2 separate regions of the Homo sapiens genome follow, and region 1 is linked to region 2. The links are chromatin contacts, found by Hi-C or POLR2A ChIA-PET in ENCODE. All regions are on one chromosome and are shown on one strand. Each heading gives the region's core, a stretch centred on a gene start or an enhancer-like site at or near the end of the contact. The rest is flanking DNA. Distances are from core to core; before and after follow the strand shown. Region 1 has its middle 140 kb from the start of LINC02227. Region 2 has its middle 100 kb from the start of LINC02227.

Region 1 (3,327 bases), core at 735-3,234, 41 kb after region 2:
CAGGAGGGCTCATGCCCTCTCTTCCTTGTACAGAGATCCCTTAGAACACATGCAGCACACACACCTCAGATGCTGCCATCTCTTTAAGAGCTGATGTTGGGATTCTCCCTGATTCTTTCCCACTTCCTTCCCCAGTAGTTACTTGACCAGGAACACGTGGATTACATTTCACTTAAAAACACAGAGGGAATTTCAAATTAGCAGGAAACATGTTTGGCAAAAACTAAAATACTTTGCAAACCATCTGGGATGTTCTCTTGTTAGTACTGGAGCTGAGTGCCACTGTCCTCCATGGAGAAATGATTTTTTACAAAATCCACATTAGTTCCAAGACAAAAGGACTCTGCACACTTAAGCAAGACCAACGGGAGTGAATAATGTTGGCCTCACTATGTCTTGAGAAAGGAATTGGCAAGCAATTGTATGTAAAACGAAGGTGGGAGTTCAAGGACATTTTGGAGAGACTCACAGCAAGAACTATTGCATAAGGCGGCCATGTACCATTTCCAAATTATATAATAGTTACCATTACTGAGTATTTCCCATGTTCTAGCACAAGCACCTTACACCTTTACCACAAGTAATCCTCCCAACAACCACATGAAATAGGTCCTATTATTGTCCACATTCCAATTAAAGGAAACTAACAATTAGCTTAAATAATTTTCCCCCAGGCCACACAGCTGGTAAGTGTTAGAGGCAGGGCTCAAACCCAGATCCAGGACTAGCTAACTCCGGGCTCTGTGCCTCCTACCATTATTCTACACTGGACTCCCCATAAGTTTCCCTGTGGCATTAGTTATGTTTCCCATGCCCTTTGAGTACAGCAGTGCTGGGCATACGGTAAGCATGCAATAATTACTTATTTCCTCATTCATGTATTTAAAAATATGTATCAAAACTTACTATATGCTAGGCACCATGACAGGTGATAGGGATTCAATGGTGATGTAAGACTGGTGGACTTAAATTAATTTTTTAAAGGCATCATGGGATTTTGTATCGGCTATCTCTGTATCTAGAAGATGTCAGACTCATGGAAGTTTTGTCCATTTTATTCCCTTTGCTTATCCATTCTTTCTTGTTTACAGAAAGACTTAATTTTCTGTCTCATATCTCTGTCCTTCTTGCCCCACTATTTTTCCCCCTTCTCCAAAAATCCCAGCCCCAAAAACAGTCTACATATTGTGAAAAAGATTTCTCAAACCACAAGGGTGATGTAACTTTAGGCCTGTGTTTTCTCTCTCACACACACAAAATATTGGATATGAGTGAGATTTTAAAAAATTGGTTTTTAAATGTGATGAAAAGAGTGTCCTTTTCACCAGAACAAAACAACCCTTAATGCTGAAGCCTCCTTCCCGATATGGTTGGCTTCCAAATATGAAGAAATCTGTGCATTGGGCCACAGGCTCCAGACAAAGTCTGAGGACAAAGGAAACCTGTGGACTGGAAAGATCATCGATGTTTAGAATGAACTGGAGGCTCCCTCCAGGTTTTGGAGACTGTGGTTAAAGACATGGCCTATATTTCAATGGGCAGCAGCCCAGCAAGGCTCGTTTGTAATCCAGCTGATACGACAGGGTTTTTGCCATGGGAAGTGTTTGCATTTGAGCATTTCTCAGCCAGTCACTAGCCATCAATTACTTAGGAGTCAGATCTTGGCCAGAGGCCCCCGTTCCACAAAGTATGTCATTCTGTATTCACAGAAATGGAGTTTACAGTCCTGCCGCTAAATTAAAACTGGTGCTTCCAAATTAAAAGCAGACAGGACAGATGTGCAGGGAAGAAACGGAGACTCACATCTTTTGTGAATCAGCTAATCCTTGTGCCAGAACTTGAAATCAGCTTTTCCTGTAGAGGCCTCGACTACACCACACCTATGTAAGCTGCATTAAATGAGGTGGAATTAACATTTTACCAGATATTTCCTCTGCTCTGCCATCTGGACAAGGATAAAGAGCTCGGTGAAGCCCAGAATCCCAAAAACTGTGCAACATGAGAACATGGGGCCAGCACCTGAGGGTGGCCACATCTAGCCTGTCCCCTCATTGAGCAATATGAAGTCATGTAGGACACCAGAGGGTGGATGAAAAGCATGTGAACCAAGTATGCTGCTTCTAACGATTAACGGTTCAAGCACAATCTCAAAACTCCAGTGTCTGCACTCCTCTAGGGAAAATGATAAAAAATACGATTTTCACTATTCTGCCTGCTCCGTTAATCACCTCATGATATAAATATTAGCTTTATTTTATAGGGCATTTATGATATTAAATTTGAAAACCTCAAATATGATCTGGCAAATTCATGCTTAAAAACCTTCAGTGGCTTCTCATAGCCCTCACGATTAAGAGCAGCTTCCTTGATTGGGTCACTAAAGCCTGCAGGGTCTGGTTTCCACCTCATGTAACACTACTTCTCTCCTCTACTCTGTGCTGCAGACACATTGACTTTCTTTCCATTTCTCCTGCACACCATATTCTCTTCCACTTCAAGTTGTTCCTTCTGCTGCAAAGCTTTTCCAGCCATCCTCTTTTATAACCTCATTATTAAGAAAAAAATTCACATACACACAATTCACCCACTTAAAGTGGACTATTCAGTGGTTTCAAGCATATTCATAGAGTGGTGCAAGCATCATTACATCTATTTCAAAACGTTTTTATCACCCTTTAAAAAACCCTTTTACCTATAAGCTTTCACTTTCCATTTTCCCTCAACCCTAGGAAATCATTAATCTACTTTGCATCTCTCTTCTGTCTCCTATTGCAGACATTCAAACAAATAGGATTATCCAATATGTCGTATTTTGTTTATGACTTCTTTTACTTATCATAATGTTTTCAAGGTTCATCCATGTTGTACCGTGGATCAGTGTTTTTTTCTTAGTCATCACGTAATATCCTATTGTATGGATATACCACATTTAGTTTATCCATTCACAAGTTGATGGACATTTGAGTTACTTTCATTTTTTGACTATTATGAACAATGCCGCTATGGGCATTCATGTACAAGCTTTTGTATGGATGTATGTGTTTATTTATCTTGGGTTTATACCTAAAGATAGAACTGCTAGGTGATAAGGAAACTATGTTTAACATGTTGAGGCAACCACCATAATTTTAACTAATGTTAACTACCACTCATGCTTTGAGTTTCAACTGAAATGTAACTTCCTCACAAATGCATCCCTGTCCCTTCCACTTCCTCCTAAGGTCTCCTGCTAAATGTCTCTCATACATACTGTACCTTTTCTTCATTGTCTTAGCCTAGTTGGTTGGTATGTATTTAGGTACATAATGATTTTATATATGTCTGTCT
Region 2 (3,176 bases), core at 310-2,809:
TTAATGGAGCAAAATGGACTGTTGACATTGCAAAGATGCATTTTGTTGAGATGAGATTTGAATAAGCAACATTAGTAAAACTAAATTAAGCCATTTTCCACAAGGCAGAGACTGCAATTCTTATTTCTTATTTCTCTTCACTGGAATTGTGTAGGTAAGTTTCCAAAACCAAGACTTTACCTCTACTATGGAAAATATTCTACCTGAAAATAACTAGTACAGTATTCCATCGTATACGCTGGTATAGGGGAGCATTTCTTTTCTTTAAAGAATTGAATCTTTATTTCAAATGAAATCTTTTTCAGAACTCTGTTACATAAAACAGATAAAAATGGAAATGCGCTGATTGAAGCAGAAATGGGGAGGGGGTGTTCCCAGGACCCCACAGCTCTGTTTTCTTATCTCCTGTGTAGGCTTCTCAGGCCTCTACATGGAGCCTTAGAGTTCCAACAATAGGGTTAAGAACATGTAATAGACAGGAGACTTGCTGCCTGCCCCCTGCCCCCAAGGCATTTACGTAGTGTCCATTCATTCTTGTTTTAAAAACAATTCTAACAAACTCAGTAATATGGTTTCCCAGCTTGTAACAGATTTAGAAGCAGTAATTTATATGGAATAAATAGCTATTAAAGGTTGGCGTCATGATCTTCACACAGAGTGGAAGCTGGAAGCTAAGAATATAACTGCAAAACTCCAAAGTGCAGCTTTTAAAAAAGGGTGGTATTCAGAAATATTTAGCATGTAGACAACAATTCGATCCACATCAGTAGTTTGCAAAGATGTCAGTGTACTATGGAACATGGAGGAAGTATTTAGGATTATATGAGTACTTCTCACATCTTTTATTTGGTATAATTTTTAAGGCATCAATGTGTATAATTTAGAATAATTATAAAAAATAAATCAAGTATATTTGATAAAGTATCATTTCAGTTACATGGAACATTTTTGTGAGTAGAATATTGTATTTCTCAAATTGTTGAATAAGCCATACATCCCTGTGTGTATCAGTATTCTTTTACCTCTAAGGGGTAGGAAATGCAAGTAAAACCTGTATATAGATGAAGAAAGTAGTTGAACATCAAGAAGCTTTAGCTAGGGTTTGATCCAGCAGCTTACTATGTTACCAAATACCTGATTTCTTTCTGCTTTCCATTTTCACTTTAGGCCTGGCCCCCTTCATGGCCACAGTATGACTTGTTGCTTTCTCATTCACATTCAGCAGGAATGGGGAGGAAGATAATGAGGAGAGAAAGGGGGAGAGAGAGAGAGAGAGAGAGAGGAGAGAAGTTGGTTCTCCTTCCTTAGTCATTAAGCAAAGATACTCTCTCTGATTGGACCAACATAGTTCATGTGTCCATCTCTGACACAATAACTGTACTATACTGTACTCTAGGGATGAGATTATATTAATCAATTTAGGCCAGTTAGGGCTTGACTATTAGCTGAAGATAGTGTTAATTCCCCCAGACCCCATAGTGATACACGTGGAGAAACAAATGTTCCTCCTGTTACCTGGGAGGGTAACAGACCATGTCCACAGCACTGTTTCTCAAGGTAAGTATTGATCAACTGGACTCTGAGCTCAGTGATATGAGGAATCATTTCTTTTTTTGTCTGTTGCTGTAGCCCCAGCATGAGCACAAGACCTATCATCAGAGGAGCCCAATCAATATTTATTTATTTATGAATGAACAATGGATTTTTTTTCTGTGCGGAGAAATACACAAATTTTTATTTCATTTTCGCACTTCTTGCTACTCCCTGGTTGCAGTTGTTGAGGAGCTATTTCTGGCTTGACAAGAAGCAGGAAGTATCAAGATCAGTCACTGAACAAAAAACATTTCCTCCTGAGGTTTTTAGCACTATTTCCAAAACAAAAGAGAATGAAATCAGTTGGAATAAGACAAGAAGAAGTCAATCATTTATTTCCCGTGCTATGAATGTTAAAAAGAAGAACGAGGAGGAGAAACAGGAGGGGAGGGAATAGAGAGAGGGACAGGGAGAAGAAAAAAAATGGAAAGGAAGAAAGAAAAGAAGAAAGGAAGGGAGAAAGGAAAGAACATCAGGAGAGAGGGAGAGAAGGAAGGGAGAAAGAGAAGGAGAGAGGGAGGGAGGGAGGAAGAACATATAACTAGAATCTAGCTCCAGTGCAAAGGTACTTGGAAATAGTGGTTAGCCTATGACATCATTTGCTGAATGATAGTTCAGTGTGTGTGTGTGTGTGTATTTTCTGATAAACGTCAAGCCTAATTTGAGGCTTTAACATTGACCAAACAGCTATGAGAATGTGGATAGCAAGTTATAAATCACCCAGCCATTTGGGTGTGGATAAAAGTTCCAAGCCAAATACCTGAGTGTCCACTTCATAACGGGTATAATAAGGCTATTTGAAAGCATGACCTAGATCCCAAGCTATACTTTTTTTTAAGAGAACTCTGTGACGTGTTTATATGCACATATTGGAATTGTATCCAAGGGGAAAAAAAACAATTGACTTTCTGACTTTGTAGTCTTTCACTGACTTTTAAGGTATTTCATGAAATGAAGTAATAACTTCAAGATCAAGGACATTTTCCTTTGGGTCTTCATCAATTATTTCACTTTCTCTTGGCAAGGGCCTCCACCCACTTCTTCCAAAGTATCAACCACTGGGCTGATGCTGCACTGGAAAAAATTACTGTCCCTCTCTCTCTCTCTCTCTCTTCCTTTCTGGATGCATGTTCATGCCATTAAATTGTTTTAATCACTTCAACTTTTACTATAGTTTGGCAATAGGTATGTCACTGAATTGTATGTTTCCAGTTTAATGCATTCAGAATGCATTCAAGTAGCTTCCAATGCACTTACTCATTGCTATTCAAATGAGATAACCATATTTCAAAAAACAGAGCTCAGAGAGAGGGATGAGGTGACTAATGGGTTATAGGGGAAAACCATCTATCAAGACACACTGGAGACTGGACAGATGGTGAAGAAATACCCCCAAGTCCATTTCCCCAGCCCTGGAAGGCCCACTGATTTTATTTCCAGCAAACACACACCTTGGCTAGCTTCCCCTCACAAGCTTCTGGCTAATTTTTCCTATATTAAGATCTTAGAGAAGTAGGAAACTTACCTGTTTCTCACACCGAAGTTCATGAAAAAGCCAACCCCATAAGGAGCCAATCTTAGGA

Evidence for each region. Hi-C counts contacts between places; a loop is a spot of excess contacts on that map. ChIA-PET counts read pairs that join two places held with the same protein, here RNA polymerase II (POLR2A). Pooled maps may share reads with other maps.
Region 1: a map with no recorded cell type shows a loop between it and region 2 (2.2-fold over the local background). The contact joins two enhancer-like sites. A Hi-C loop is called at or near these places in 1 of 168 maps with a recorded cell type or tissue (B cell), 16 of 37 single-sample maps with no recorded cell type and 12 of 50 pooled maps. POLR2A ChIA-PET finds 5 or more read pairs at or near these places in 7 of 52 experiments (GM12878, MCF 10A, OCI-LY7 and 4 more).

What each region holds. Positions count from the first base shown.
Region 1 is chr5:158,552,093-158,555,419 of GRCh38, forward strand. No RefSeq gene overlaps it. Among named protein-coding and RNA genes, the nearest start is that of LINC02227, 140 kb to the left of the region's middle. Within about 2 kb of position 1,985, at least 7 of the 41 ENCODE cell types and tissues checked have a DNase peak (open chromatin) inside an H3K27ac peak, as active enhancers do.
Region 2 is chr5:158,511,877-158,515,052 of GRCh38, forward strand. No RefSeq gene overlaps it. Among named protein-coding and RNA genes, the nearest start is that of LINC02227, 100 kb to the left of the region's middle. Within about 2 kb of position 1,560, at least 2 of the 41 ENCODE cell types and tissues checked have a DNase peak (open chromatin) inside an H3K27ac peak, as active enhancers do.